4 separate regions of the Homo sapiens genome follow, and all the other regions are linked to region 4. The links are chromatin loops, found by intact Hi-C in ENCODE. Cell type or tissue: endothelial cell of umbilical vein. All regions are shown on one strand.

What was found. Peaks named below come from ENCODE experiments on the same cell type or tissue, not always from the same donor. Only the 100,000 strongest peaks of a DNase experiment are listed, where the experiment ranks them.
Region 1: it touches region 4 in a loop (4-fold over the local background); 5 of 110 quality-filtered maps call a loop at or near these places.
Region 2: it touches region 4 in a loop (5-fold over the local background); 3 of 110 quality-filtered maps call a loop at or near these places.
Region 3: it touches region 4 in a loop (2.2-fold over the local background); 7 of 110 quality-filtered maps call a loop at or near these places.

What each region holds. Positions count from the first base shown.
Region 1 is chr15:56,882,651-56,890,650 of GRCh38, forward strand. TCF12-DT (TCF12 divergent transcript) reads right to left here. Exons shown (of 4, transcript NR_015419.2): 3 at 7,364-7,517; 4 at 3,520-5,274. LINC03065 (long intergenic non-protein coding RNA 3065) reads left to right here and starts at 4,418. Exons shown (of 2, transcript NR_183870.1): 1 at 4,418-4,520; 2 at 5,106-5,571. RefSeq lists an enhancer at 4,252-4,341 and a silencer at 4,462-4,891. In endothelial cell of umbilical vein, no CTCF peak of the experiment used is centred here; DNase peaks (open chromatin) are centred at 4,581 and 4,861; H3K4me3 peaks cover 1,077 bases; H3K27ac peaks cover 1,667 bases.
Region 2 is chr15:57,056,495-57,064,494 of GRCh38, forward strand. TCF12 (transcription factor 12) reads left to right here. Exons shown (of 21, transcript NM_207037.2): 4 at 7,256-7,329. Among named protein-coding and RNA genes, the nearest start is that of TCF12, 140 kb to the left of the region's middle. In endothelial cell of umbilical vein, no CTCF peak of the experiment used is centred here; a DNase peak (open chromatin) is centred at 4,457; H3K27ac peaks cover 4,744 bases.
Region 3 is chr15:57,077,791-57,085,790 of GRCh38, forward strand. All of the region lies in intron 4 of TCF12 (transcription factor 12), which reads left to right. Among named protein-coding and RNA genes, the nearest start is that of TCF12, 160 kb to the left of the region's middle. In endothelial cell of umbilical vein, no CTCF peak of the experiment used is centred here; DNase peaks (open chromatin) are centred at 4,431 and 4,751; H3K27ac peaks cover 1,681 bases.
Region 4 is chr15:57,131,289-57,139,288 of GRCh38, forward strand. All of the region lies in intron 5 of TCF12 (transcription factor 12), which reads left to right. Among named protein-coding and RNA genes, the nearest start is that of SNORD13D, 140 kb to the right of the region's middle. RefSeq lists enhancers at 1,758-2,472, 2,542-3,466. In endothelial cell of umbilical vein, a CTCF peak has its summit at 7,169; DNase peaks (open chromatin) are centred at 1,973, 3,733 and 7,153; H3K27ac peaks cover 2,342 bases.

The sequences.
Region 1 (8,000 bases), 250 kb before region 4:
AACACAGAGATGAATTAACTGACTTCTTAGGGTGATGCACTTGCTCATGAGTGGGGCAAGGATTAAAATGGTTACAGCTTCTTTCCTGGACTGAGGTGCTAGGGGAATTCATTCAGATTGATTCGGGTTCATATTTCATTTAAATGCTCTCATTTCACTTCTGCTACATGCACCTTCTCTGACTTATATTTCAGGACCTGCAGTCTGAATTGGTTTACTTCCACTTCAGATGCTGTCAAGATAAATTAGACACCAAGGGTCCATGATACCATCTGAAGCAGAACTGCTATTAGTAGGAAATATATAAGCAGTTTTATATTTCAATATAGTGTAGCACTTTTTTGGAGAATGTACTTTCTACTAAAAATGAAAGTGTATGTAACAAACCTTGGTGAATTTTGAAATGTTAAAAAAAAATTCAAATTTTATTTTACTGTACATTCTCAGGCAAATGTAGTCAAAGGAAGGTAGGTAACACTAAATATTTTTATCTCCTTTCAATGCATCTACAAACCATTCTGTTGAATAAGATCTCACAGGTTCCTGACTGTGAGCAGAGATAGGGTAACAACTCGGATGATACATAAGCTTGCATCAGATACAGACTCCATTTTTGCTGTAATCATCCATCCATAGCCTCGCCTGCTCAGCTGACAAGGCATGTTATTAATAAAGCATATTGTACCACAAGTGCATTCCCCTACATGGTGTTTATCTTGTTGGAAACTGTAATCGTTTGAAACAATGGCCTCAGTGAAAAGATATGAAACGTTATGAGCTATGTAAAAATCAAAATAATTTGTACTAATAATGGTAGTTGTTTGTGAAGGATTAAAACATAGATGAATGCATAGAGTTAATGACTCGGTCTTGCTTTTAGGTTTACTTTTTATTCTAGTCCTGTGAGATAACCTTAATTTCAAGCCAAGCCTGGTGGAGAGACAAAGTTCCCCCACCAGAAATTAAACTCCACTTTGGCTTACCCACCAATGTCTCCCTAGCACATAGCACAGTACTGGGAAGACAGTCAACATGTAATATTTGTTAAATGAAAGAAATGAATAAATATGAGTATAAGAGAAAAACGGAACACCTTTCAGGTTAAAGCCAAGCCATTATCAGAGCTCCTCCAGGATGTGATTCAAAGAAATAGAGGTGGACTCAATCTCCAGGGGACAAGTACTCCCATATTGCTTCCCTTTCACCCTCTCCCAATTCAGCCAATGGGACTCCCACATTGCCGAGCCAGTGGAGAAGCCCCAGGTATAGAATCCAGGTAGGAAAAGATGAAGTATGCCCTTTCCCATCTCCCTGCACCCTCCCCAATCCCACCCAATAAGATCTGGATGTGTTCTTGCAGTTTTCAATCTGAATTCTCTTGGAACAATTTTAAAAGGGACTAGAGCTCTCCTCTGATTTTTAATAACAGAATGCCAGGTAGAACAGCCTGCATGTATTTTAGCCCCTCACCACTGTGAGGGTCTAGGAGAAAAGTAAGATCTTAGGAAGATAGACAGATGGAAGGCCAGGTCTTGAAATGGAGCTGGTTCACCTCTTTATTGAGTTAGTTAAGAAAGAGTATGGCTGGGTGTGGTGGCTCACACCTGTAATCCCAGTACTTTGGGAGGCCAAGGTGGCAGGATCACTTGAGCCCAGGATTTCAAGACCAGCCTGAGAAACATAAGGAGATCCTGTCTCTATGAATTTTTTTTTTGAGACGGAGTCTTGCTCTGTTGCCCAGGCTGGAGTGCAGTGGCGCGATCTTGGCTCACTGCAACCTCTGCCACCCAGGTTCAAGCGATTCTCTTGCCTCAGCCTCCCGAGTAGCTGGGATTACAGGTGTATGCCACCACACCCGGCTAATTTTTGGATTTTTAGTAGAGATGGGGTTTCAGCATCTTGGCCAGGCTGGTCTTGAACTCCTGACCTCGTGATCCACTCGTCTTGGCCTCCCAAAGTGCTGGGATTACAGGTGTGAGCCACTGCGCCCGGCCCCCCAAAAAAATGTTTTTTATATCAGCTGAGCGTAGTTGCTTGTGCCTATAGTCTCAGCTACTCAAGAGACTGAGATGAGTGGATCACCGGACCCCACCACATCGAAGCTGCAGTGAGCAGTGAGCCATGATCACACCACTGCTCTCTAGCCTGAGCAACAGAGCCAGACCCTTTTGCCAAAAGAAAGAAAGAGAGAAGAGAGGGGAGAGACAGAGATAGAGAAGGGAGGGAGAGGAGGGAAGGGGAGGGGAGGGAAGGGAAGGAGACGGATAAATATAGAACAATTTAGAGGTGATGAAGAAGAGTAGATACAGAAACATTCTGAGGTAGAGGAAAGGAAAAATGAAGGAACTTGTTGGGGCCTAAGCCACAGCCACTTTTTTTCTGGCAAAATTTGATGCTGTTCTGATTATATCCTTCCATGTGTTCACAAAGGGTGATTTCTCTCCCCAGCGTGAGGAGTAGATTACGATTAGTGTCATTCCTCTTACAAATAATCAGTTTAGGATTCGTGTGTGACACAATTATGCCTAGTGGGACTCAGTTCTGCTAGAAGCCTCTAAAAAGGGTTTCCCTTCCTTTATTGTGAGATGGAGGGAGGGAGGGGGAGAGACAGAGAGAGAGGGAGAGAGGGAGAAAGGGAGAGAGAGAAATAGTATTCCTATACTTTGCTACTTTGCTGGATGCCCGACTGTATTTGACATCAAGACAAGCAGACGCCATCGTATAGCCATGAAGGGACATGACAGGAGAAATTACCATCATGTGAAGATGGCAGAGCAGAAAGAAGAATCCCACTTCAATCTCGGACAACTTCCCTAAGTTATTTGACCAACCAATAGTGGAACCACCTTTCTCCAAACTTCTTATTTTATGGGATAATAAATTCCATATTTTTCAAATTTCCACCTCTAGTCAGGTTTCCTGTTGTTTGCACTTTTGTTCATACCTTTTTTTTTCTACTAAAGGAAGAAGTGAGGGCATGTGTTATGAATGTGAAATCTGGAAGTTAAAAAGTTTGAAACAGATATTTCAGTTTTCACTTATAGCCTCCTTCCATCTTCTTCCCCCTCCCCAACTCCTACTGGATTCAGACAAGGGCCAGGACACAAGGCTGAATGCAAAAGGACCCCTCCCTTCCCAAGACTTTATCTTTGTTCCTAGCTCAAGCTCAGTGTGTCTGGCTCCTTCTTCCTCAAAGATTTGTTCTGTCCCAGGAGGCTCCTCAATCGCTCCAGTCAATTGGCTTCTAGAGCCTTGCCCTATCAGTTCCACAGATACATCCACACGTCTGAACTCCAGCCACAGTTTAGACTCAAGTGGGGAGCTCCCACCGCAGCACCGTTCTGTACCTGTAACTAGCAATGGTTTGTAGCCTTTGAGCAGAAATAGGGAATGAAACTGCCGAGAATTTAGGGATGGAAACTGGCACAGGCATGGGAAACCGTTTGAGAATGCAGGAGTTAGCTGGGTTTACTAGATTATAACTCTTATGAAGACCACATAGCACACAACTCAGCATATAAATTAGTCTTAACACATATACATTGAATTTCTTTGAAATGACCAAATTGTAGGCAGATAAAATGGCTTCCTTTTACAGAATCTTCCCTTCAGAGAGTGCCTTTCAATGGCACCACCTTCCCTCCACCCAAAATAAAACCTTCAACATTTTCACCTTAAGTGAAATGTTTATAACACACTTTGAAATAGTGAGTGTGGTGAAGATAGTTCTATTCAATCTGCTACGAAGAAACAAGACACAAAGATCTGACTTGGCCACCATCCCCGAAGGCATCCGTGGCAGAACTGGGATGGTCCCTCATTCCCCAGTGGTCTCAAGCGTTTGTTCTGATGTCCCTGTATGTAATTGTTTTGATAGCAATTTTCCTGGTTCTCTCTCACTAGCTTGCTAACTACGCATGTCAATCACATTCAGGAACACCATGGGCCTAAGGGTCAGCCACATCTCAGGAGAATGTGATTCAAAAGAGGACACAAGGCATAATATAGCACTTTCTCCTTCTAGCATGTATGTCAGTTGCGTTGCGGCCTCGAAAGTCTGACAATGTGTAAAGAGAGTGTTGCATTTTTTTTCCTTCCCCCAGATGCAGAAAGGAAAGGATTTATGAAGTACTCTGACCACAATTTTAAAGCAAGTGAGAAACCCAACAGTGTAAGATCCTCTTACTAGAGAACACTCAATGGTACTGAAAGAGTTCTCCACCTAAACTCTAAAGAACCCGAAGAGAGGTCCAGTTTTTTCCTCCCAAAGATCCATCTCCAGAGCTTCACTCCCTAGTCCGTTAGGGAAGCCGGGACGGTGGGAGAGCCACAGATACTCTTTCTCCTACGGAACCCTTGGACCTCTTGCCCCGTTTCCCTGTCACTTTAGGGAGCAGCACGCAGGAGACTAGAGGCCAGGGTCCAAGCCCGCAGCCGTAGCAGGCCGGACGAAGAAAGCGGGCCGGAAGGGCAGCGTCGCGGTGCTGGAGGCTGTTGCTGGGAGGCGTGGATTCTGGAAAGTGCGTGTGCGCGTCCCTGGAGCACCGCCCGCGGAGCCGATTGGCCCGGACGCGCGGCGGGGGAAGCCCTTGGCTAATCTCCTGCCACTCAGCCCGGCTGACGTCGGCGCCCGGGATGCAGCGCCGCGAACCTCTCGCCCCGCCGGGCCGGGCCGCGCGCGGAAGGACAAATAGTTCCGGCGGCAGTGCCGCGCACCTCTACGCGGCTCTGCTCGCCCCGCCCGGGCTGCCGAGCCCGAGGCAGGGGTGGCGGGAAGTGGGGGCGGGCGGAGCAGGGCCGGCCTGTGCGGCTCTCGGACCCCGGCTCCGCTCTTTGCGGCCAGACGGGTGGATTGCGCTCCCTAGGGAAGAGTAATTGGATTCCAGGCTCCCTCCAGCCGGGATCAGCGGAAGTCGGCTGCTAAGCCTGCAGCCTGGGAGGGGCGTGTGGGGAGGAAGGAAAGGTGGGGAGCGCCGCCGGGAGGGACACGGTGAAACCACTGTCCTCTTAAGTGCCTGCGTGCTTGTTTCTGTACAGGCCGCATCGGGAAGCTGGGTATAGAGAAGGATTAACAGAGATTGCACCCTGGTGACCTTTCCCCTCAGGCACGTGACTCTTGCCCCTTCCAAGTTGTCATCCTCATTGTGAAATTCACCTGGTAGCTGATACTCAGGAGAGGAATACTTTGGAAGCCTGAGTCTTCTAGCCATCACCCTTCTGTTTTTCTCTCAAAGCTCCACTTGGAGCTCAGCTGGAGAAGGAACCCTGTGAAGTCTGGAATTGGACATGTCTCTTATTAACGAAGTAATTGTGGAGAAAACAGCATTCTTACCACTATCATCCAGGAAAGTATCCCAAGTCCCTTCCTTGGCAGTAGCAAACTTCCCTTAATTCCCTTCCCCTTGAGGAGATGCAGCCAGAATGAGAGCCTTAAGCAGAGTTTTTGGGTGAAATGATAGGCATGTTCTAGGAATTGTGACTTAAACTTGGACCTCTTGTGATTTTTTTTCTTTTCATCTTAATTACTGCATTTCACTCATTCATCATGAAATAAACTCTTACTGAAGGCTTTGTTTGTTCCAGGCTCTGTTCTACTTATCAGACATACGTCAGTGAGTAAAACGAATGCACTCATGGAACCTCATTACAGTTGCTCTAGTGGGGGAGATAGTACATTTACAATCATATACAATTGTATAATGTCATGTAGGGAAGAGCGCTATGAAGAAAAAGAGCAGAAGGACGAAGTATGCAGATGAGAGTTGAACATTATTTTATATTTTAGATAAGTTGATTGAAGAAGGCCTCTTTGAGGAAGTTATGTTTAAACAGAGGTCTAGATAAATGAGGTAGAAAGCCAAGCAAATATTGGGGTTGGGGGGGTTGGGGAGAAGATTCTGGGCAGAAGTAAGAGCAAGTGCCAAGGCTCTGCAGCCAGAGACAGTTTGGTGAGTCTGAATTAGTAGAAAGGAGGCCAATGTGAATGCTGTGCAGTAAGCCAGAAAAACAGTTAGAAATAAGGCTGGAGATGGGGTGATGAGTATGTGCATGCTTGGCATTTACTTTTAACATAATTTGAAACTTCTCTAAGTTTTGTATGCACTAAAGTGTCCTGCATTCTTCCTGTGTCTCCACCAGACACTACATTTCATTTCATTCAGAGACACCACTTTTTTTCCTCTTGGTCTAGCAGTAAGTGTTTATTTCTGTTTTTCTCTCACCCTCTTCTACTGATCTATAACTATTGGTTCAAATGTTTCTTCTGTGCAGATCCTTATCTTTAATGTCACCTTTTTTTCCCCCAACTTGTATATTTGCCTCTTTATCTCATCAACGTATCTAACTGGACGTCCTGCCATCTTTAGGTTTCGACAGGTCTAAAACCAATCTCATAATCTCATTATCTTTCCAAAATCACTTCCCTTCTTTCTCATTGATACCACTGCTATCTCTGCCACCCAAGCTGAAAACACCGATGTCATTTTTTACCTGTTCCTTCCCTTTATTTCTTTTATCCAGTCATCTCAGGGCCTTCAATTTATCCTTTAAAATACCTCCTCTGTCAGATCCCTTCCTCTGTCTCTACTTCAGGTTCTCTGTCTAAGCCCTTAAATGCAGCCAGCTAGGCTTAGTTCAGCAGTTTCTATGTGGCCTTTCTGACTTCCTTCTCGCTCTGCTCCAATCTAACTTGCCAGAATAATGGTTCTGAATCTTCACTCTTAGCACATTTCTTTGTGCTTCAGCACCTTTATGGCTACATTTTCTATTTCCTTAAATTTAAACTCTTGTGACTGAATCTCTTTTTCTTTTTTTTGAGACAGGTTCTCATTCTGTCGCCTAGGTGCCCAGGCTGGAGTGCAATGGAGCGATCACAGCTCACTGCAGCCTCTACCTCTCAGTGTTCAAGTGAACCTCCCACCTCAGCCTCCCGAGTAACTGGGACTACAGGCATGTGCCACCACAACTGGCAATTTTTTTATTTTTATTTTTTGTAGAGACAGGTTTTTGCCATGTTGCCCAGGCTGGTCTTGAACTCCTGGGCTCAAGTGATCCACCTGCCCCGGCTTCTCAGAGTGCTGGGATTACATGCGTGAGCCACTGTGCCTAGCCCTGACTGAATTTCAAGCTCTTGCCCCAGCCTAGTTCTCTTCTACTCTGTGAACCACTCCTCAGTCTACCACTTCCATTTTAGTTAGGTTTGCCCCAGAAGTACATTTATATTCACTCATTCCTATATGTATTTGTTTATGGATCTATCCTCAAATAATTTAGTATTTGATTCAGTAAGGATCCATTGGTTACAAGTGACATAAAATCCAACCCAAATTGGTGTAAAGTGAGAAGGGAATGTATTCTCACATACCTGAAAAGTTGAAGATAGTTCTGTTAGATATGGCTTGGCTGAAGAGTTCCAATTATATCATCAAGATTCAGATTCTCCACTTGAACCTGCACAGAGGTTGCAGTGAGCTTGAGATTGCACCATTGCACTCCAGCCTGGGTGACAGAGCAAGATTCTGTCTCAAAAAAAAAAAAAAAAGAGAGTCAGATTCTCCCCCACATGTTAGCGCTCTCCTCTGCTGTTTGCTTCATTCATTCCACAAATGAGCAACCAGAAGCTCCAGACCATCCTCACTACTAGCAAAGGTCAAGCGCCCATTCTTTTGTCAGCCAATCACTGTAGCCAAAAGAATGAGATGCTCAGATTGGCCTGGACTGATTCACAAGCCCATCCCAGGAGTTGTGTCTATCAGTAACATATGAATGGCACAGATGATTTTTACTTAAAATAGGGGTATGGTTATCAGAAGAAGCACAGATGTGCCCTGGGTAATGGAAACAGCAGACACAAACACATCCCTGGTATTTTATTGAGGTCTCCAAACATTCTTCCCCTACATATGCCTTCAATGATATCTATGGCTACTCAATGTAACAATGTTTTTTTACCACCCAAAATGTACTCACATCTAGGTCCTACAAATAACTCCAAGTCCAGG
Region 2 (8,000 bases), 75 kb before region 4:
GTCACCAAAGCTGGAGTGCAGTGATGCAATCTCAGTTCACTGCACCCACTGCTTCCCGGGCTCCAATCAATCCTCCAATGTTAACCTCCCACGTAGCTGGGACTACAGGAGCACACTGCCGTGCCTGGCTAATTTTAATTTTTTTGTAGACATAGAGTTTTGCCATGTTGCTCAGGCTGGTCTCAAACTCCTGGACTCAAGCAATCCACCTGCCTTGGCCTCCCAAAGTGCTGGGATTACGGGAAAGAGACACCACACCTGGCTTAATTTTAGTTTTTTTTAATGTTTTCTTTTTCTTCGTGAGATTTTCACTTTTTTTTTTTTTTCATTAAAAGCATGTATCTTTCACTTTATTGAGCATAGTTACAGCATCTGCTTTAATGTCCTTGTCTGAAAATTTTACTTTGGGTCATCTTGCTGTTGGCCTCTGGTGATTATCTTTTCCCTTGAGATTGGGTTACATATTACTGTCAAAGAATTTTGGATATTATGAGTGTTATTTGTGGAAATTGTGGCTTATTTTCATGTTCTTCCAAAGAGTTTTGATTTATTTGTTTTAGTGAGCCATTTGCTTTTGGTTAGACTCATAGCAAAAATTATCTCTTGCCTGAAGTTGGTAGCTGCTCAGATCTCAATTCGGTTCTTTTAGTCTCTGCTACAAACTGCCTTGTGCCTGCCCTGTGAATGGTGTTCCAGGACTCAGCCAAAGATGTGGGCAGAGATAAACCAAAAATTTGGGACCTCTCTTTTCTGGCCTTCTCCCTTTTGGGATTCTATCCTCACTTTCTAGTGACTGTGGTTGTCCTGTCTCTGTCCTCTTTTCCTTCAGGCCAAAAAGACAATGGGGTTTCTGTTGGAATTTTAGTTACTAGAGGTTATTGCTGCTTGCCTGCAGGAGAAAGCTTTCAGAATGGGAAACTCACCTGTGCTGGTCCCTGAAAGCTGATTAAAAGAGAAACTCACCCATTCTGGTCTCTTCTTTCAAGTTTATATTTTCATCCCAATCAGCCTGTTTTTGTTTACTCCCCAGAGCCTTTATGTAGTTGATAGCAAGCTAGCTAGATATTTTCTTTCCGCCAGCCCTAGGATTTATAGTAACTATTAGAAGAGAAAGAACAGTAGGAGATGAGTTCAGAGAGGTGGGAGGCAGAACCTGTAAAACATTGTAGACCATTGGGTTTATTAGTAATTCTGAATGAGTTGGGAAGCCATTGGTAGGTTTTGAGCACAGGATGGACATGATTTGGCTTGTTTTTAAAAGGTTGCTCTAGTAGGAGGGGCAAGAAGAAGGGAAAACATTTAGGAGACTATTACAGTAATGCAGGTCAGAGATGATTTGATTGTGTTAAAAATAGCATCAACGTTTTGTTTTTTGTTTTTCCTTTCTTAAAACTACGTTTGTAGTGCTTCTATGGAAGAAAACACTGGCATTGGTCTTCAGATACAGGGCTTTGGTATATTAGATTGGGAGAATACTTGGTTCTCAGGTACGTTGGGAGGGCCCTTCCTTCTTTCTAGAAACTTGACAGCTAATTTAGGGGAGTTTTAAAGGTAGCTCAAGAGCCTTTGTCAGTCTTGGAATGTCTGTTCAGACAGTCAGAACAAGTCCTCAAAATACAGTGACCACCATATCACTATATAGTTCCCATTAAACAATTCCCAAGTCGACCCCTGGGAACGTATTACTTTCAATTCCTGGCCATCAGGCAGTTTCTGTTTTTCTTAAAGAGATAGACTTGGCATTTCCTTTTGGCCCTGTACTCTTACTTCTTTGATTAAATCAGTCATTGGGTTTTCCTTTTGTATCTTTACAGGGCATTTGTATCAGGGTGATATAGCTAGTAACAATAATATAGCAAAATCTATGTATGAAAGTCATTTTCAAAATTAGTCATTTTTTTGAATGAAATTTGCCATGTGTTCATTACCTTATTGTACTGTACTGTGGCACTAAAAACTTTAATGGAACATCTGTACTTGTAAATCTTTGGTTTCAACAGTGCCAAACAAAAATTCTGATTGGATTATTAAAGATGACCGGAAAGGGTGATTCCTTCTAATCTTTCCACCGGACTTACTTTCTTACATATGTGTTTTTTAGACTGTTTTATTTGACAATTCACTGCACAGAACCTAAATTTTTTATAAGTAAAAAAGTCTATAACTAATGTTATATACTTTAGATGAGGTAGCATGTTTTAACTTCTATTAAATTCCCTTGCAATTTTAATATTTTCCTAGCTTTTCCCTTTTTTACTAATGTGTAGCATAACAAAGCACTTGTTATTATATTCTAACTGATCCTATTTCACAATGAATGTCTGGGAAAATACATTCATAGATTTATTTCATGAGTGTCTAAAATGTGAAAAATACAATAAAAAATCTTGGTGTTGGTTTTTTAGGTGTATATTAGTTTACAATTGATTGCAGCCTTTGAGTCTTATCTAAAGGAATATCCTTACTCTACAAATAGAATTGAATAAAGACACTATTAAAAATAGACACATTCATAGCTTTGATTATCTGATATAGCTATCTCTAGTCAGAATTCTTTCATCAAATCATTTATTGGATCCCCCTACAGCAGATGGCAATCCTGCAAAATATGTTATGTTTCCCTTATTTATGACAGTGCTGAGATTTGATATTTTTGGAGTACATTTTACTTTCTAGAATAAAAATTTGATTTCAGTGCTACTAAAGGCAGAGTGCACATGTGCACCAGCGGGTGGGGGGAGAAAAAGAGAGAAATGTGTATGTGATTTTCCCTGTGCCCTTGCTCCCAACTGTATGTGTGTCTCTTTCCCACAGGGATGGGCTCTCATTTATGATACCCTAGCAGTATGGCCAGATTGAATTGCTTTTCTTACTGCTTTTGCTGCAGGGACATCCTAACCATTTCTCTCATTCTTGTATGCTGTCTCCCTGTTTCATCCTTTCATTCTTTCTTGGGTCATCAGACTCACCACTACTAACTGAAAATATTTTCCCATTTCCTGTCTTATTTCTCACTTTACCCTAGTCTTGGTTCAGGGTGGCGGAGTCTTTAGTGATAGGTCTGGTAGTGGCAAATGGGCAGAGAAGGAACTGGTGTTCATGTCAGCAGGTTTGTTCCTAATTCTTCCCTTTTACTTTCAGGCAGGTCTTGCCTAAGTCTCACCAATTCTTTAATGATGGTTTACTTACTCAAACTCTGCAGTGTTAACAATAATTTGTTTACAGGGCTCATATGTGGTGGGGGGCTGGGGGGAGGGTGGAGGGAAACACAATAGGTGCTTAGGGCATAGAAAAGCATCTCCTCCCACCAAAAAAAAAAAAAAAAAAAATTCCAGTTTCCAGTTTTTGCTAGTGGATCAAAACCTAGAGATGCCCATAGGACTCTGGTGGCTTGATGAAAGGGAAGAAGTAGGAGAGAGGCTGTGGGATAGTTTTTGATTGACACTAGAAAGAAAATACTGTTATTCAAATACTAAGATGGGAGTAGAGCATAAGAAGGTAGTCTAAATCTGTGTTCTTCCTAGAAAAGGGAGTAATGGCAGATGTTGGACTTGGGCAAGAAGTTTACCTGTTCCTCTAAGAGTCTTATACTCTGAAACCTTAAAAACTTGAATTTTACCTTTCTATTCCTTCTTTAAGGTATCAGCCTTTTAGGGAACTGCCTGTATATATAGTAATTTATGATTGCTCTTAGTTACTTTTCTTGTTAAATGTTTTCACAAAAGAAAGAGGCGGATTGCTTTTGTTAAGTTCACAAACTGTTGTTTTTAGATACGAGGTCTAGAATTTAATGTTCCTTACTGGAAAATACTAAGTTAAAACAGCATGCTTTTAAAAATGGAGCTCATAGAATCAGAATATATTACATTTGACTTAATTGATTCCATTCAGAAAACCAGGTACTAAGAGATTATCTATATAAAAGGTTAACAAGGAAAAAAATAATTTACGTCTTTCTGTTATTGATCACCCCTTTTAATCCTGTTGAATAGAAATGGAAAAAATTTATTAGAAAGTCAAATAAGGCTCAAAAGTGTTTCTATCATTAATTATTGCTGAACTTTCTCTTACATCTGCCATTTTGGTTTATGAGTCAAGGAACTAACTTCTCTGAAATTGTTGAATTCGCATGCATATACTAGAAATGGGAATGATGAAAATAATATGGGAATGATAATTCAGAAATAACAGGAAAAATGTTACTTCTCATCACTGTATTGCAACTGTGGTGTATTTTCTTGTCAATAGGTATTTTTTTCAGATTTTGGTCAATTTGTATAATATCTGTGTTAAGTTTTATCTTCTGTGTGTAATTTCCTTTTTCTGCTTACCTTGGTCTTACGGCTGAAGCTTTGGAAAGTTTATTATTCCTGTCATATTTCTGTGTTTGTACAGCCATTGTCTTTAGCAGAAAGGAGTCATTGATTCTAAAAGATGACTCTTGCCTTTGTCAGTGCCAGCCACGACCTTTTACTCAGAGTCTGGATATGTTAACAATAAAACTACAGAGCTTGAGTTTAAAACCTAGCCAGATTCTTGTTATTCTATAGCATTCTTTGAGCCCCTTGTCATTTCCAGTATCAGTGGTATGTACTACTCTTTAGCTGGTGATGCCATCACCCAATTAATTACCATTTTATTTCATTAGTCTTTGCTTTTTCTTTATTTTATAGAAGTAGAGTCACTTGATGAAAATTGAATATGTAGTTTCACATAATTTTGTGTGTCTCTTGAATTTTGCTTGAGATGTTCTCTGTAACTGGCACCCATCTTTCCTCTCTCTCTGTTTTTACAAATGTATTTAAAATACATGCAAAGCTGGGCATAGTGGTTCACACCTGTGATCCCAGCACTTTAGGAGGCCATGGAGGGAGAATCGCTGGAGGCCAGGAGTTCAAGACCAACCTAGGCAACATAGTGTAAGACTCTGTCTCTACAAAATAAAAAAAAAAATTAATGATTAGCTGAGCATTGTGGCATGTTCCTATAGTCCTAGCACTGAGGAAGCTGAGGCAGGAGGATCACTTGAGCCCAGGATTTTGTGGTTGCAGTGAGCTATCATCATGCCACTGTACTGCAGCCTGGATGACAGAACATGAACGCTGCCTCTAAATGAGATAAAAATTAAAATACACATAAGCCTCATATTTATTAGTCATTTGATATAAGAAAATATGAAGTCATAAAAAGACTAAGTTATGGTTTGATTATTTTCATCAGGACAAGATTCATCGAAATCACTTACCATTATATGTTCAATAAAAGTGATTTTTTAAAATACAACTTTTCATAAAATTATATGCAGTTCCATATATTAGTGGATTTTGTAGGTTAATGGTCATCTTTTTCTTGGATTGAGTCTCAGAGGAATACTTGCTGCTATTCTACAGTGTTGGTTGCAGAGAAAATGCTTGGAAGATAGCTCACTGGTGTCTAATGATACTGGAGAGATGGTAACAGTGTTTTTTTTTTGTTTTTTTGAGATGGAGTCTTGCTCTGTCACCCAGGCTGGAGTGCAGTGGCACAATCTCGGCTCACTGCAACCTCCACCTTCTAGGTTCAAGCTATTCTCCTGCCTCAGCCTCCTGAGTAGCTGGGACTACAGGCGCCCGCCACCACACCTGGCTAATTTTTTGTATTTTTAGTAGAGACGGGGTTTCTCCGTATTAGCCAGGATGGTCTCGATCTCCTGACCTTGTGATCTGCCCGCCTCGGCCTCCCAAAGTGCTAGGATTACAGGCGTGAGCCACGGTGCCCGGCCGGTAACAGTGTTTTTTACATGACATTCCCCAAACTCATAGAATATCTCTTAAATTTGGAACTTTAATACTAGCTCCACAGGAATGAACAAAACACTGTTCACGTAATCTCTGTGTTTTCAAAGCCTCTGGTTCACTTGAAATTGTGCCTGGAATGTTGTCTATACTAGATACTCATCTTTTGTATCAACTTTTTAAAAAAAGTTATTAAAATATACTTTAGTCACTTGATACAGGAAGTACAGATTCATAAAAATAATAGAGTCCTAATAACTAAGTTAGTAATTAGTACATTCTACTTTGGAAACTGACCCCTCCCCCTTCCCTGCTTTTTGTTACCCATCCTTTCAATTTGGCAATTGTGTCACTATAAAAGAGCCTTAGTAATCATTGCAAATTAATGGAGAATTTGTGGCATTTAATTTATTACATACCACATTCTCACCTAAATTACAGGGAAATTACAGAGGGACTTCCAGGAATATCTTGAAAGAAAGATAATTTCTAAACTTAGCAGAATGTTATCATTGTAGTATCTAGGCTGTTCTCATGAAAGAATGAAAGAAAGAAGTCAACTATTTCTGTGTTGATGAATTTCATCATAGAATGAAACTCAGAAGGGGTTAGAGAAGTGTACCCTCCTTGCAGTCAAGGATGAAAAAGACTGGAGTCTTCAAAACAGAAGAGGTAGAAATGGCTGGATTAAGAGATCTCCAAGTCTTCCAGCTTTTTCTGGGGACTGATTCGGAGGTGAAAATAATGGAGCCCAAGTGTCAGAAGATGCATTAAGGATGCACAATAAATTGTTTTGTTGGTTATGGCACCTAATTCTTTCTCACTGTGAATTTTCTTTTGCCACCTTCATAAGAGTGGAACTGCTTATTTGAAATCAAATTGTGTATAATTTTAGAAGAGATGGAAGTGTCACCCACAAAATTACTAAGGGTGAGTTTTCATGTCATTTTGATTTTATATAACTAATGTTGATTTGATATGGTTGATATAGTTAGATTTAGTTTGATGTCATCAGTTAAGAATATCTGATCACTGATCAGAAAGAAACCAACTTTATTAAATTGAATGATTGTTTGTCTTGCTTCATTTTCTAGGGCTTAACTATGAAAAATGAATTATTCATGTTTTCATGTAGGCAGTACTAAACCAGACAAAGTTTGGGGGTTCATCTACTCCTAGAAGTAGCAGTGCAGGGCGTGGTGCTGGATGGAGAGACTATGCCCCATTCTAAAGTCTGCAAAGAAATATTTTGATTCTGAATTACTATAATTTACATAGGGTATTGCATGAGGATTGATGGAGCAATGATGAAGATACTTTGCAGTAACTTATATTTTACAGGTTTCTGAAGCAAGGATTGATACTTAGCTCTTCCACGAAAGCGCAAATACCACTTGCTAAATTGTACTCTGCTGTCCCGTACCAAAAAAATCCACAAAAGTATGTTTTTAGATATATCTTTTATTTTCTTCTCTTTTTAGGTATTGATGAAAGAGGAGGTACAACATCTTGGGGAACAAGTGGTCAACCAAGTCCTTCCTATGATTCATCTAGAGTAAGTTTGCTGATCAACCCTTGATTAAAGCTGTAATTTGGCAGACTACGTAATTTCTTTCATATATGCTGTTTCTTATGAGAAATGAAAATTAATTTCTTTTCATGGAAATGCAGTAGAATACCTAGTACCTTTTTGTTACATTTAGTTCTTTTTATAAGCTGTCAAACTTTGGAAATTTAATTTCCTACAGTTAAATATTCTTGGTGTTACTTGTACACATGAACTGCCTACAGTACTCTACTAAAGAGCTTAGAATGCATAAGTGCTCTCCATATGTATTTAGCCATTTTTCTTTATGTGTTGTTTATTTGCTTTGAGAGATGGCATTGGCTTTCAACATACTAACTTCTAGCCTCTCTCCCTCATCCTTGCTTCAACAGTCATCAGCCCTTTGCATCAGGAACTCAACAGCCCTGCCTCTTGGAAGCATATCAAAACAGACATAACAGATGACATTTCTTAGTTAACAGTTAAGAGAAAATAGGACCAAGTCAACTTTCTACACACTGAGGTCACAAGGTTAGAGCCCTTTCCAGCAAAAAACAAAAACAAAAACAAAAAACCCCCAAAGCTTTATAAAATGAGACCAGGAGGTGGAAAATTAGATCAAAGAATTGGAATAAAAGTAAGCACTCTGCTCCCAGACTTTCTCTAGTAAACTGACGAGG
Region 3 (8,000 bases), 53 kb before region 4:
TGCTAATCCTGGCTTGAAAGAATTAGTTGAGAAGTATTACTTCTTCAAATTTATTGACAAGATTGTGAATAATATTTTCTTCTTTTTAATTTTTTATTAGTTACCTATTGTTAACTAGGTACCAGAAACTTAAATAACACATTTATTGTCTCGTCTATGAGATGGGGGAAATATAGTATTATTCGATATATAGGTTAATATAGGTTAAATTAACTGACACAATGCATGGATATTCTTAACACAGTGCTGGTACGTAGTATGTACTCAATAAAACTTAGTTGTGATGATCAAAATGACACCAGAGGTGCTTATTGACACTTTATTTTCCAGTTATCAATATGTTTCATTTTGCTTTAGGGTATTCTTTAGCAAATCTTAATGCGACTTCTGCCTGCCTAACAGTATTTGTTCTGCTTTTGGTGCTCCCATTTGAAGCTGTGCTGGTGTATTAGCATCTTCTAAACTATTCATACAAAACCCAGCAAGTTTAACTTGTAATTTGGCGGACTGGTTTGTACCTCATTTAAATTTTTACTGTTTATTATCATCCTGTCCCCTAGACTACTAGGGAGTCCAATGGTACTAATCAAACCTTGGAAGCTATAATGTGGTACATGCATCTCAGGCCCAGACCTCATGAAAAGGTTATTCAGTTTATTAATATATTTTCAGATAATGTCTCTCTCTTCTTGTGACTTCTTGTGACTGTAAGCTCCTTGAAGGCAAAGGCTTTTATTTATTCTTGCATCCTATCATCTGGCACAATGCCTAATGTATTATAGGCAGTACTACACATATATACATATGCATTATCACACTTCCATATGCATATTTTAATTTCTTTAATTTCATTAATAACTAGATTGACATGAAAAGATAGGTAAAAAAATAAGATGAGTGTTGAAGGAGAAAATGGGGGCTAAAAATCGAGAGCAGGTAAGACGAGAAGATGAAGTATCAAAAAGCACACCTGGCATTTAGGATATAGATTGATAGTATGCATTACAAATATTAGAACTCAAAGCAGACAAGAAATCCATTTCGGTTATTGCTGCTGATGAAAACCATCGTATTTGATCACATAGATAACTCAGTTTATATCACAATTAGCTTTAGTTTCCTTAGGAAGGGTATAAGAAAAGAAAGGTAATGCTGTGACCTTTTGTTATCAAAGTAATGCTGGTCTTCTATATTTGTAAGTATCTGAAAATTTTATATTATGTGCAAATGTAATTAACTCATTATATTTTCGTAAGTATGTGAAAAGTTTGTATTGGGTGCAAATACAGTAAAGCAGTATCAGTTTGGACTAAATGTCTGAATTGAAGTGTAATTTTATTTTTTAGGAAATAACTGCTTTTTACTTTTAATTACATGTATTAGCTGAAACTATTCCAATAAAGTAATGCCACTTAAACGTGCTTCACAGTTTACATACACACATCAGAATAGAGTTTTTCTCTGGTAATGGATCAGATAGTTATTTCTTTGATTGTGTACTAGGTGAAGATGCTGACTTGTGTTTTCATACCATGTTATATGAAGAATACTATTTCTCACACTAGAATCATGGCCATGGAAGGAGATGCTTCCACTGAGAAGCATTAAAAAATCCATGAGAATTGCTGGCACTTCCACATCTCATGCTCACTCCAGGATACAAACCATGCTTTTTGGTAGAGTAGGGATGGAGTGGAACAGTACTTTTTCTGCTTTCATTTTTTATAAATTCACATAGTTTGATTAGATCAATTGACGTAAGATACGAGTCAGTATATCTGGACACACAAATAACCACAAAATCCCTCCGCTGTGTGATTTTATTCAATTCTAGTAGATGTTTCTCAAACTGGTGAATGAGTAGCCCCTGGCGGTTGTTCCTCAGCCTTGTTCTCTAACGTGGTTAGAGAAGGAAATGCCTTTACTTACTGATTTTTTCAGTGAAAGGAGACTGACAACCATGCAGAAATAAGTAAAATGGTCTTTAGTTACAAAAGTGCTATGGAAATGAGAGGGTAGTGTATTTAGAATTTAATTCCTTTGTTCTTTGTAGCAATAAGGACTAACCTGAAGAGATATTTTCTTTAAATAAATCTATAAAGTATTAACATATTAATAGGAAGACTCACAGATTCTAAATCTGTGATTTTGGTATATTTAAGGAGACTTAAAGATCATTCTAAAAACGCTTTCTCAAATTAAAACAGCAGCTTTCTTGAAAAATAATTTAGATGCTCTTTCAAATTGAAAAATTACAGAAGTTCAAAATGAGGAAGTATTCCACTTCCAAGAAAAACCTGATTAGTTACTTCAGTAAGCTGCTCATTGAAAATAAATGTCTCTACTGACAGGATTATATTTTAGTTTTAAGAAGCTAATTTATCATTTAAAGGTTATCTCTAAAAGTTAGGTTTTGTATATCTAATGTACTCACAGTTACACCTACCTCTCATAACTTGATAGTGAAACCTTTCTGTTTTTCAAAGGGAGTTCCAGCATTTCAGCTGCTGAGCACTCTGCAAGAGAAACTGTATACTGTACATCAGAAAGCAGGGGTACTGTCTGCCTTTGATGTTAAGTAGAAATGAAGACTTCCTTCATTGCCGGTTCTTTGTTGGATTATTCACATGGCACCTGTGTCCTTTAGCCAGATAATCACTGTTGATTTCAGAGATCTAGGAATTGAGGAAGGGGATAATAGGTCTGTCTCTTAACAAGCCGTTTTGCATTCAGTTGCTATTTCTGGGAAGCTTCAGTACTGCAGAACGAATCACAGAGTCCCTGAGGAAGATTAGTGCCCCCTATCATGCTGTTTCTCTTGTTGAGCATTCAATTGATGTTGGATTTAGGGCCCTGACCCAAAAGATTTTGATATCTCTGTGAATAATTTCCTTTTTTGCAATTGTCAGTGCATTACAGCTAGGCCATTCGGATGCCTTTTATTAGAATGGAGTTACATAGCCTTTCCCAATTAATTATAATGAATATTAATTCTTAACTATAATTGCCAAATCATTATCATAAACTTTAACATAAGGGTACTCAACTACTGGCTCTGACGCTGTAGAAATTTGCCTCTAGGTTTTTTGAGGCCTCTGTATGCATTTTCCATGGGAATTATGTTAGCATCCCAGAAGACTACTGTACCTATTCCCACCTTGGGCAAGAGAAAAGTTCTGCGGTAGATAAAAATGTCTGCAGTAGATGTTCACTTAGCAGCGGAGGTTTTTCCATTTCCCATTTTGTTTGTGGCTTCATGAGAGTCCCCCAGTCCAAACAGTTTACTAAAGCTCTTATGACTGTCTCCACTGTTGTGAGCACCATTTGCCAAACTGGGTAGTTAAATTTTGTTTTGTTTTGTTTTGTTGTTGCATTTTCCTACTTTCATTCCTTTATTCTTATGAATTACTGTTTGAACAGATTTATTCTTCATTTTGTATGGCTTCAGCCTGTCATTGAGCCATTCAGTTCACAATAGTTCTATCGGGGAGCAGTTATTACTAGAAAGGCAGCATTTCATGGTGGGCTCTGGACAGACAGCCTGGATTCAAATCCCCATCCTACTATTTACTGTTAGACTTTGGGTGATCTGTGTAAATTTTCTGTGCCTCTTGCCTCATCTGTGGAATGGGAATAATAGTAACTAGTTCATAGTGTTGTAAAGATTAAATGAATAAAGCCTTTAGCCCAAGTTCTGGCAAATGGTATCGCCAAATGTATGCTCATGCTATTATTATTTTTATTATAGTAGTAGTTATTACTTTTTAGTTGGAGCCTCACTCTGTCACCCATGTTGGAGTGCAGTGGCGTGATCTCAGATCACTACAGCCTCTGCCTCCTGGGTTCAAGCGATTCTCCTACCTCAGCCTCCCAAGTAGCTGGGACTACAGGCGCATGCCACTACACCCGGCTAATGTTTTTTGTTTGTTTGTTTGTTGTTTTTGTTTTTTGTATTTTTAGTAGAGACAGGGTTTCACCATGTTGGCCAGGCTGGTCTCGAACTCCTGACCTCAAGTGATCCACCAGCCTCAGCCTCCTAAAGTGCTGAGATTATAGGCAAAAGCCACTGCACCCGGCCCATGCTATTATGGTTAGTACTGTTACACAAAACCTCAAATTAGGGAGGATGAGTGAAGATTCGGTAATATATTCCTGGAAGGAACCACTGATCTATCAGCTGTGGCTTATCTACTTTCACCTTCAAGGAAATGAATCTAGGCCAGGGATTTAGCACATATGTGAGCCAGTTATTAAATAAACATTGTTTCACTATTATACTTTTAATTGGAACTTACCCTTAAAGATGATTGGCTTTAGTCATGGGGCAGGAAGAGGGAGTGTAAATAAGTGGCTCATGGTCAACTGCCCTGACTAGTAACAGAATTCAAAAGTACTGTCTTAGTGGTTCCTACCAAGATATGCAGTACTATTTTAATCATGAACTGTGTATTATTACGGCCATGGGTCAGATTCTAAAAGTCAGCAGCAGCCAGTCTTGTTGCCATGACTCTTAACAGTCCACACAACACTGGCTATCAAGATAGGATACCAGTGACAAACTAAAAATATATGGTATATCTTGCAGATTTTAATCTATTGGTGCCTGGAGTAATGTATGCAACTTTATAGAAACTTAAGATGAACCGAAGAGGCTAGCAAAGATTAACTCATTTAACAAATGTGTCTTGAACATTTTTTATGGCAAAGGACTGCCTTTGGACCCAGGCCAAACTATTTCAGATAAGAATATAGCTACACTAACGGTTAAGTGAACTGATAAGGAAATGTAATCATGATTGCTTTGCTTTTTATCATTTGGGAAGTGTGTCACAAATTACATACAACTTACAAGGGGATTTTGGAAGCCACCTTTCATAAGTTTGGAGCTTTCATGATGCAGCAAGAGATATGAGACTTTCCCCCTAAATGATAACATATTTCTATTCTAGAGAACAGTTTGGCAATATCTAGTAAATTTGAACACAAGCATACCTTGCAAACCAGTAATTTCACATTTAGATAATTGACCCCAAGAGAAAATTTCATATAAATTCGTACAAGGAGACATATTCCTAAAATGTTTATAACAACCTTATTTGTAATAGGGAGAAATTGGAGGCAAGCTGAATGTCAATAGGGAATTGGATAAATTGTGGTATGTTTATAAATAGAGTATTCTATAGGAGTGACATGTATATACCAGTGCTACACGTTGTCAGCATACATCAGTCTTATATATTGAATGTTAACTGAATAAAGAAAAAGAGATACTATTTAGAAACATAAAAAGTGATGCTATATATCATTTAGATAATAATATGTAATGAAAGTATTAAGTAATGTGTGAAAATGATAAAAAACAAATTTAGGATAGTGTTTGCTTCTAATGGGAATTATAATTACATAGGGGTTTAAACTATACTGGTAATGTTCTATTTGTTGAGTTGTGGGCACATGACTTTTTATTATGTACATTTTAATATGTCTGGACTAGTTTAGAAACATTTAAAAATTGAAAGAAAATGTGTCTTGTTGATGTTTGCATTTCAGTGGAGATAAAAAGAGATTTTTTTCCTGCTTACTTGATGCGATTTTTGTACATTCTCTCGTTTCTACAATGGGTATATGTTATTTTAATCATGTTAAAGGAAAATCTGAGAAATAATATATCTTTTAGAAAAATAAACGACTGTTTTAGGAATTTTTGGAAAATATAGGCAAATGAAAAAAATACTAACACTTTTTATAATTAATTTTCTAGTCTTCTTTCTATAAACTTTATTTATTTGTTTTTAATTTTTAAAAATTTTTTGAGATGAGCTCTGGCTCTGCTTCCCATGCTGGAATGCAGTGGCGTGATACTGGCTCACTGCAGCCCCCAACTCCTGGGCTCAAGGGATTCTTCTATCACAGCCTTCCAAGTAGCTGGGACTATAGGTGTATTCCACCATATCTGGCTGATTTTCTTGTATTTTGTAGCACCAGAGTCTCGCTATGTTGCCCTGGTCTTGAACACCTGGGCTGAAGTGATCCTCCCACCTCGGCTTCCCAAAGTATTGGGATTACAGGTGTGAGCGACTGCACCCAGCTCTATAAATTTTATAGAAGTTAAGCATTATTGTATATTCTTTTTTCCTCCTATTTTTCCGGCCTGTTGTTATAAAATAAACATTTAATATATGGGACTGGTATTTTAAAGTTACTTTAAAATATGTTATCCTCTGAATGTAAGAACATGGTTTTGCTCATTGGCTGATGTTCTCTTTTCTTGCAATTAGTTGTTGCTTCTTAAGCATGGGTTTTAATAAAATTATATTGTACCTTATGTTTGATTTATTTTAACTGATTTTACAAATATCAGGAAATAAAAATATATACGAGCAGTTATATGCTCAGTGATAATACTGTTGATTTATAGTAGTAGAAGATAAAAGCTTTAAATTATGTAAAATGTGAGATTTTCTTGGGAGGGGGACAGTAACATTTTAACTGTTAATTTTACTGGTTGTATATAGTATGTGATAGGCAGATTTATGAACACGACAGTGGAATTATGGTTTTACAATGTGAGCTCTTTAGGATTTGATGTAGTGCTAGTGAGTGCTAGTGGTACTACAAAAAGAAATAATAGGGCTAATACTGTTTTACAATGTACCGGGTCCTGTGACTTACAGGATAATATAAACCAGTTCTTGCCAAACTTCATTTTGTTTATAAATCTCCTTTAAATCTTGTTAAGATGCAGATTCTGGATTCACTAGGCCTAAAACTCTGCCGGAGCTTCTGCATTTCAACAAACTCCCAGAATTTGCCAATAAGTCAGTTTTAAGGACCACATTTTTAGTACTGAGGATGTAGATTAGTGCTTCTCAAACTATCTGCAAAAGACTAGCTTTTAAAAGATACTATCTAGTATTTCACAAAAGAATACTTCTTGGAAATAAACTAAAGAATATATAGAAGGCAAAGGGAGAAAATTGTATATTAATTGTATATTATAAATGTATATTAAATGTATATTAAATGTATATTATGAAATTGTACATTAATGTGAATGTAATCTTTCAATAAACCTTTTACAGGTATAAAGTTAGTACATTAATTTAGAATAAACTGTTTCCTAAAAAATGTTTAGATATGTCACACTATATAGTACAGTTTTTAAGGACAGGTAATTTTATAAAAATACTTGCCCTTGTGCTAAGCAGCATCTCATGTATCCAGCATATTTTTTGAATATTCTATTTCTAAAAGTTTTTGATTCTCCTCTTCCTCCTAGGCCAGTTCAAGACTCGCTCTTCCTTCTTGGATTAGAGTAATTCTATAAAACTACTTAGCATTCATGAATAAAATGTTACCTGAAGAGATTATTCATCCTCTCAACAAAAACTTAAGCACTTCATTACACACAAAATTCTATGCTAGTCTCTTTTTGGATTATGAAGAGGAATAAAAAGTTCTTGCCCTGTAGAAATGTATGGACCTGGATGACAGAATCTATCTCCCTGTTAAGAAATTTTATTATATGTTAGTATTGACCTGTTAAAGGATATCAGAATCTTAAAATACTATTAAGTAGCTGTTTCCGATGTAGACCTGATTCATTAACTGGGGTAGTGTTTATTTTTCAGTCATTCATTACATTAACAGATTAGTCACCTACTACATGCCCGTTAGTGTGCTTGTCCCTTGTGAGAGATTAGTGAGTGGTAACTAGAGATATAATTCCCGCTCTCACATAACAGACTGTTGTGATCAAGTCAACCCACTTGACTTTTTCATAGTTGTGTTTAACTGAGAGAGACAGTGACATTCAAGGATTTGTTTTAGAAAGTATAGCGTTATTTATCTAGACATTAATTTTGGCAATTTATGATGGGGTAAGTGAAGAAATACAGTAAGAACACTTTTCTCTCTTTGAAACTGCATTTATTCTTACTTTTTTAACTTTCCATTTTATTAATATTTCACTTTGAAGCATAAACACTTATTTATATCCA
Region 4 (8,000 bases):
AATGGGTGTAATCTGCATTATTTTGAGCTTTAACCGAGCTATTGCATGGAAAGCTCAACCTATGTGTTAGTTACTTCAGAAAATTGTTTGGAGAGGTTTTATGATCTTTTTATTATGTTGTTTGGGGGATGGGTGGGTAACATTGTACCATTTTTCAAATGGTGGTGTTACTCTGTTTAGAAAGCAAGCAAATTTTAAGTCCAATATTACTGTTTTTACTTACTAATGCTTCTGTAAACCAAAGGAATGGTTGTCTTTGTATCCTCATAAAAGCAATCACTCATCATCAATTTTAAATGACCACTTATAACAATAAGTATATCTCATTATGCTTTTCCTGCTGTACTTTTGGAACTGGCACATTTGATCTCTGTTCATCCCTACATGATACTCTGAAGATGACTAGACAGAGCCTTTAAAGTTATGTCAGGCCACAAAGGGAGATTATAAATGAGGAGAAACTTCAAGGTCCTCTCTAATCGTTCTACAGATTAATAAATTGAACTCATTGTTATAATTTCATCTGATAAAGGCTAAACAACAAATAGTAAGAACCTGAAGTAGAATCTGAGTCTTCTGATTTGGGTCTGATGTCTTCTTCTAGTCTAAGATTTGGAAAAGAAGTTAGGTATGCATTTTAAAGTGAATGGTGTATAATAAACCACCAGTGAGTTTATCTTGTCAGCTTTCTCTTTGTGGAATCATGATATCGTCCAGCCTGGCATGGTGGCATGTACCTGTAGTCCCAGCTACTTGGGAGGCTGAGGTGGGAGAATCACCTGAGCCCGGGAATTCCAGGTAGTAGTGAGCTAAAATTGTGCCACTACACTCCGGTTTGGGTGACAGAGCAAGCCCCCTCACTAAAACAAACAAAACAGTGTATAATAATAATAATATCTTATTTTGACTAATCACTAGATTTCTTTCCCAAAGGGAATCTCTGTTGTAGTGGGCGTATTTTCATCAAATGTGTACATTTTTTTCTTTTAGACTGTAGAATATGTAATCACTATTAGCCTTTTGTGCAAAGTGTAGTATTTATATCTACAAGTAAATACTTATGTATCCAGCATCCTAATCTGAAATGTGAAATAATTAGATTTTCTATATGTTGTTTTTGAGAGAGATCAAATAAACATATTGGCAGCAAAAATTAATCACCCAAGTCAACTTTCAGGGTTGTCAAAGGGTCAATTCAGATTCAGCTACGTGTGTTACACTGGTTTCCACATGATTTCTGGCTCTGATGATTGATGTTCCTAATGGAATCTAAGGACCTTTAAGGTGCCGAATTGCCCTCTGAATTATCAAAGAAATCTACTGGTTAAACACGTGTGTGCCCATTCTTGTCCCACCAAGGATTTGAGTTTGCTGGTTTGCTTTTTTTAAGAATGAAACCTATTTTTCCTGATTTTTCTTTTTAAATTGTGTCATCTGTACATGGCATATAGTCAATCAGTTATTCATAATACTAAGTTATCCAAGATATCCCTGCCTACATCCTCTCTGAGTAAAAGGAGCTGACAAGAGCTCTGTGGATGCTACCTAACAGATCATGGAGCTCTGCCTATGTCTAATTATAGCAATGTTTGCTGAAAATTGTTCTATTTATCTTCTCTTGTAATTATGCACTATACAGAGTCACCCCTCACACACCAGGAGAATGTGAGGAAAACAAAGCCAGTGACTCTACATTTAAATTTTTTTCATGGTCACCTAATTTTTATTTGCAATTCAGTTTTAGCTAGGTTATTTTAGAAGGATGCAAAGCCTTTTTATCCTTCATACAAGATTACCAACTACCATTTTTACTTTCATCCTCCTTTGTTTCATACTATTGTTTAACAGTTGTTTTGTGTAGGATACAAGCCTTGCATGCCAACTTTGATGTGGCAGAATGAATCATGTTACCATTGATCTGAGCCTGAACAGAATAGCCATCTTCAAATAGGAAGAAGTTTCTAGCTTCAGGTTGTTTTAGCACTGCGTGCCTTGCTTAGCCTGCCGTGTAAAGTCAGTTGCCTCACTCGAAACAACCCTGTATTAATATGCACAACATGACCATTTTCAGTAGAAGGTTATTAGAATGCTAGTTTGTATCCTCTAGTGAATGAAATGATGTGTGATTATGAAGTCATCAGGCATGGACCAGTAAGACTCCAGAGAGCCTGCCCCCTCCGAGGTCCTCAGGGTGCCATTGATTGGTGGCCATGTGTTTGTGCCCGATAGACTGTGAAATGGTGTGTTGCTACACGGCTGTGTTGCACCTGCGCCCCACCGAGGTGATTGATTGGTTTGGTCATGTGGAATGTTCCCATCTGGTCTGCAGTAATGTGTTTTTTTTTTTTTTTCCCATCTGTGAATAGCAAGTGCTGGCTGAATAGTTACAGCAAACAGTTTCAGAAGCTAAATAATCCTTTTCCTCTAAGAACAAATTGGGATATGAAGGAGTTTGTTTTTGCTTACCTTGCCTTTTGTAAAGGTAGTCATTCTCCATCAGGTTCCTACTCCTTCTGTCTAGGATGTTATGTGCTTTTCTCTTTTTACCTATTTTTACCTCCTCTTCATAATAGATTACGCTTTCTGTATTTCTAATTTGTGCAAGTTTAAAGCAAAATCTGTTCTTTTTTGCTGTTTGTTGTTTTGATATGCCACTTGAAGTGATTTGCAATTTTTTAAAAGATAGTTTCTGTGATCATAATTGGATTATCAGAGTACTGATGTATTTTTAAGCTTTCACTTAACCTCACAAGAGTGGTGGTTTATTTATTGAAAACTACTGATGTTGCAGTTTAAATGTCAAGAAATTATTTATTAGGTTCTTTTTTTAAAAGATTCTATAGTTATATTGGGCGGTCTTGTTTGATATTTCTTAATCTTAGTCCTTTTTCATAATTGATCTATTCATTCCACCTAATGACTAATTACATATCAGAGCACATCATCAACCACATTCATCATAGTAGAATGTAATAATCAATGACATTTCAACAAAGGAAAAAATAAATATGCAAATAAGGCCTCATTAACATTTGCATGAGTTGTTTGAATAATCACGTTGCTGACAAGGCTGTAATTAACAGAAATTGATGCTGAGTTCAGTATTTGATAGTGTGTTTTCTCAGCATTTTATTGTTGTCACTGCGGGGGCTGAAATGAAGTTCTGCTCTACTTGTACCTTGACTGGAATTTGATGTGCAGGGCTGTGCCAGGTACGAAAGGCTTCTGGGAGCCCTTGATTCATCTGTGACCTACACTTAATGCATATAAAGATTCTTTATTTAAATTGCCTTATTTTTTTAATGAAGCACCATTAGATTTTAGCAATTATGAGACAACTGTAGAAAGAAAACAAACATGAAAATTCAAATCATTCATTATTTTGCCAGAAATGGCTTATATGAATCAGATACAATTAAGACTTCAAGATTTAAATTTGCTCATACCATGGAAAACTGATGCCATTAATTTTTTTTTTCCTCTCTCTTAAATCTTGCCCAGTGGATCACTGTCAAGAGGTTGGAGCTTACTGTAATTGAAAATCACTTGCTTAGGGAAAAAAATCTAATTATAAAATGTACAGTTTGAGGGTTTTTGTGTTTTTTTTTTTTTGAATAGCTGTGCACCCCCACATTCCTCCTCCTTTTCCTGTACTGTTTCCTGTTTTTGTCATGGATATTAACTGAAATGCTCTAAACACAATAAAGCTGTTTATGTCAGTTTTTTGGATGACTGCAAGTGCTGATTATAACAAGTTTAAGGAATTTCCTTTGTTGAATGTGTACCCATGCCATATGGCTCAACATGGAACATTAACTTGACAGGGATAATGGATTGTGGTATATGGAGACAATTTTGCCTGCAGCTTTACTATAACTCATTCTGGTTGGGGATCACAGGTTTGTAGTATGGGATGCAACAAACATCCAGATGGATTTACTTTACATAAAAGAGTTGCATTTATTTTTATTTCCTTCCTGTAATTGGAAAAAGAACTTTTTTTAAAAGAATCAAAATATTAAAAAGTAAACGAAGGGAAAATTGTTCAAATGAAAACATGTATTCTGAGCAGTTTTTTTGGTAAAATGCTATGAAAGAGACTATTTTTGTATATTTAGCACATTAAAGTCATGGTGTATATAAGCTGATACTGCTTTTGTCTTTACGGTAGTATCCAAAATGAATTTTCCTCTCAAGATTAGAAAGTTGTCTGTATCAACCTTAAAGGTGTTTCAGGTTTGTAGACATAAATGATCAAGCAGTGTCAATTATGAAATTATTTTAGTAATGCTTATTAAATAGTAGCCCTCTCTGAGATGAATTGGATTTGTAAGATTTGAGATAGAAAAGCTTTTTAAAAAAGTATCCAGTTTTTCTTTAACTGCAGTATATCACATATAATAGAAGAAAAGGTTTGTTATTTCGCCAAGCAGTAATAAAGTTGCTGACTGTTGGCTTCTTGGTTTTATATGTATCCCTGTGAAAGTTACTCTTAATTTATCTGGTGGGAATAAGAAAACTAAAAGCCACTTTGGCAGAATGATCATGTAACCAAAGGCTAGTTACCTAGAATGCTTAAATACATTGTTGTTAAGAACTGACATCTATTCTAGCTGTGTTAGAGGGGGAAAAAATCTGGATTTTTTTTTTTTCATGAAATGGGCTTGTAATGCTAAAAAAAACTAGCTGACTTGGTTATTTTCACTTTCTTTTTAAATAATTTAGATCTTCATTTATCTTCCACTCTGTGTTTAGGTGGAATATAGAGCTTATGTCATCAATTAAATTATGTGGAAATCTATAATTTGTCTAAATAAAATCATTGATCTATACTATTGATCTGCAGTATCCTTGATACATTAGGTAATGTGCTGTCTCTGAGCACAGTAGATAAAGACAGCTATCCCTTGCAGCTTCTAAACACTAAAAATTGCTGACATCTTTGCAAGTTTATTTTGAGTACCTAGGACATACACAGAAGTCAGAGGCCAAGCTTTTTAACCATCTTTGCTGTGTCAAAAAACACTGGAAGTGGGAAGGAAACTAGGCTGGGAGGCCATGTTTTCTTTTTTTTCTTTGCTCTTGGGAGACGTTTGCTCTTTATTTCTCTTATGAAGTCACAGTGGCCTGTCATAACCATGGATTAAATGTTTGAACACAAAAACAATAATTCCCATGATTTAAGTCACAGCTTTTAACAGATCGACGTATATTTCTTATTTCTACATTCCAAGGTATGAAAAATAGCTATCAATTTCTAGTGTATTATCTCACACTAATACATATAAAGGAAATATGTGAACTTACCCTCAAAGAAACAATAAAATTTTCAGAGACATCAAAATAAGTATTTTAGGTTTGAAGATCCCTTTTCCTTCATTTCGTAATAGATGTTTTCTTTTTTTGAGACAAGGTCTCACTCTGTCACCCAGGCTGGAGTGCAGTGTTGCTATCATGCCTTATGGCAGCCTCTACATCCCAGGCTCAAGTGATCCTCACACCTAAGCCTCCTGAGTAGCTGGGACTGCCACACTCAGCTAATTTTTATAGAGACAATTTCCCATGTCGCCCAGGCTGGTCTTGAACTCTTAGGCTCAAATCATCTGCCTGCCTTGTCCTCCCAATATGCTGGAATCACAGACAATAGACAATAGCCACTGCTTCTGGCAGTTTTTTTTTTTGTTTTTTTTTTTTTTTTTTTTTTTTTTTGAGACGGAGTTTCACTCTGTCACCCAGGCTGGAGTGCAGTGGCGCGATCTCGGCTCACTGCGAGCTCTGTCTCCCGGGTTCACGCCATTTTCCTGCCTCAGGCTCCCAAGTAGCTGGGACTACAGGCACCTGCCACCATGCCCGGCTAATTTTTTGTATTTTTAGTAGAGACGCGGTTTCACCGCATTAGCCAGTCTCAAGGTCTCAATCTCCTGACCTCATGATCTGCCCGCCTCGGCCTCCCAAAGTGCTGGGATTACAGGCGTGAGCCACCACGCCCGGCCCTGGCAGTGTTTCTTAATGTGATATCCAGCATTGCTTATAAATAAAACACATTTTTCCCCATGTATTTTAAATACTGTAATTTACAAAGGATGTATTAATGAATAATGAAATTTTTTTCCACTTTGGTAAAAGTTTGACACAGGTATAAAGGGCTTATATTGAAAAATATGGTATTCAAACAAAATATTTTAGAAGTTACTCATCTAAATTGCCTAAAATATTATTTCTAAAAATATTTGTGGATTAACTGAGAATGTAGGAATCGTTGTAGGATTTAATACATTTTAACCATTGATATTTGGTTGTGGTGGCATTGCTTCCATAATACAGTGACTCTGCAACTGCTATCTAGATTTTTTTCACTTGTAGAGTGTAATAATTTGCAAATGTTTTGTTTATTTTTATATTGGCAGAGATTATAATTCTGAGGTACTATGCTTATAGGAAAGACTTAAAGAATATTAGGTCGGGCACGGTGGCTCATGCCCGTAATCCCAGCACTTTGAGAGGCCAAGGCTGGCGGATCACGAGATCAGGAGTTCGAAACCAGCCTGGCCAACCTGGTGAAACCCTGTCTCTACTAAAAATACAAAAATTAGCTGGGCATGGTGGCAGGCATCTGTAATCCCAGCTACTCAAGAGGCTGAGGCAGGAGAATCATTTGAACCCGGGAGGTAGAGGTTGCAGTGAGCCAAGATAGCACCATTGTGCACTCCAGCCTGGCTGACAGAGTGAGACTCTGTCTCAAAAGAAAAAAAAAAAAATAAAGTATTACCACCAGTTCTACTTGTTCTTCTCTTTTCAGTGGCCCATCCTTAAGCCAGTTCTCTCCTTGGTAGAGAACAAAGACAGGCAAAAGAGAAGAATTTCCAGTTTTTCCATTTTACTTTTACTTGTTAATATCACTGATGGCTAAATATTTCATGAAATTATACTTTGATGCTCATGTCTAAAATGACACTTCAGCGTTAACTAAAGATTTCTGTTTTTCATGTTTTTTCATTTAACACTGCTTCTCTACAGCTGAGCCTGGGTTTCAGTGTTTAAATCGGATCTTGGAAGAAGCTTTCTGTAAGCTTGGAATGTGCCTTATCTTAAAGCCTTCTTCTCTTACCCTGTTAACCATTCCTGGCTTAAAACCTTCAGAAGTCATGGGATGTGGGTTTGCCTGGGGAGTCTGCTGCCTCCAGTGGAAATTTAGGCAACTGCTATGGCTATTCCAGACAAGTACTTCACAGATAATCAGATCTGTTTCCTATCTAACCGAAAGGAAAAGTGTAAAGCTTAGAGGGGTAATTCATATATTCCACTTTATAAACCATTCTAACAGCCAGTTGTAGGAACAGGGCAGCTGTTTGTTTTTAAAATCACTTATTCTCAAAAGAGTTCATTTGGAGACAGTTAAAATAAGGCAATAGGCAGAAAGTGGTAGAGCTAGAAGAGGCCTAACTATGTTTATTGGGGTTCATAGATAAAAAGCAAATGACCAGGTATTTTCATTATAAGCCATTATGTAGTCATTTCTTTTTTAAGCGCGTGCTACCAATTGATGTTTTCAGTTATGAAGAGTTTTGCTGTTACTAAATGATCAAAATTTTAGGTTTAGAATATTGTAACTAATATTTCTGAAATTGAGAAAAATTTAAGTAAGTGAATATATGATTAAATTAACCAGTAGCTGAGATCATTTACCTATTTCAGTTGAGAACTTGAGCTAAAATTAAGCTTTATACATAATCCCAGTTCCAGAAAGGACCTTGAGAGGTCCTCTAGATAAGATCATATTTAGACTGTCCCAAACACATTAGCCTATAATTTAGACAAAATTAATCTCAGTCAGTCTCAGTCTGTTTTTCTCTCTCCCTTCTCACCTCTCCTTGACTTCTCTTTTTCTAGTTACTCTTCCTTCTCCAATATCCTTTCCTCTTGCTCTCGTAATCTCTGTCCCCTTACTTTCCTCTGCTCTAAAATTTCTTACTCATGTGTACCACAAGAATGATGGTCTT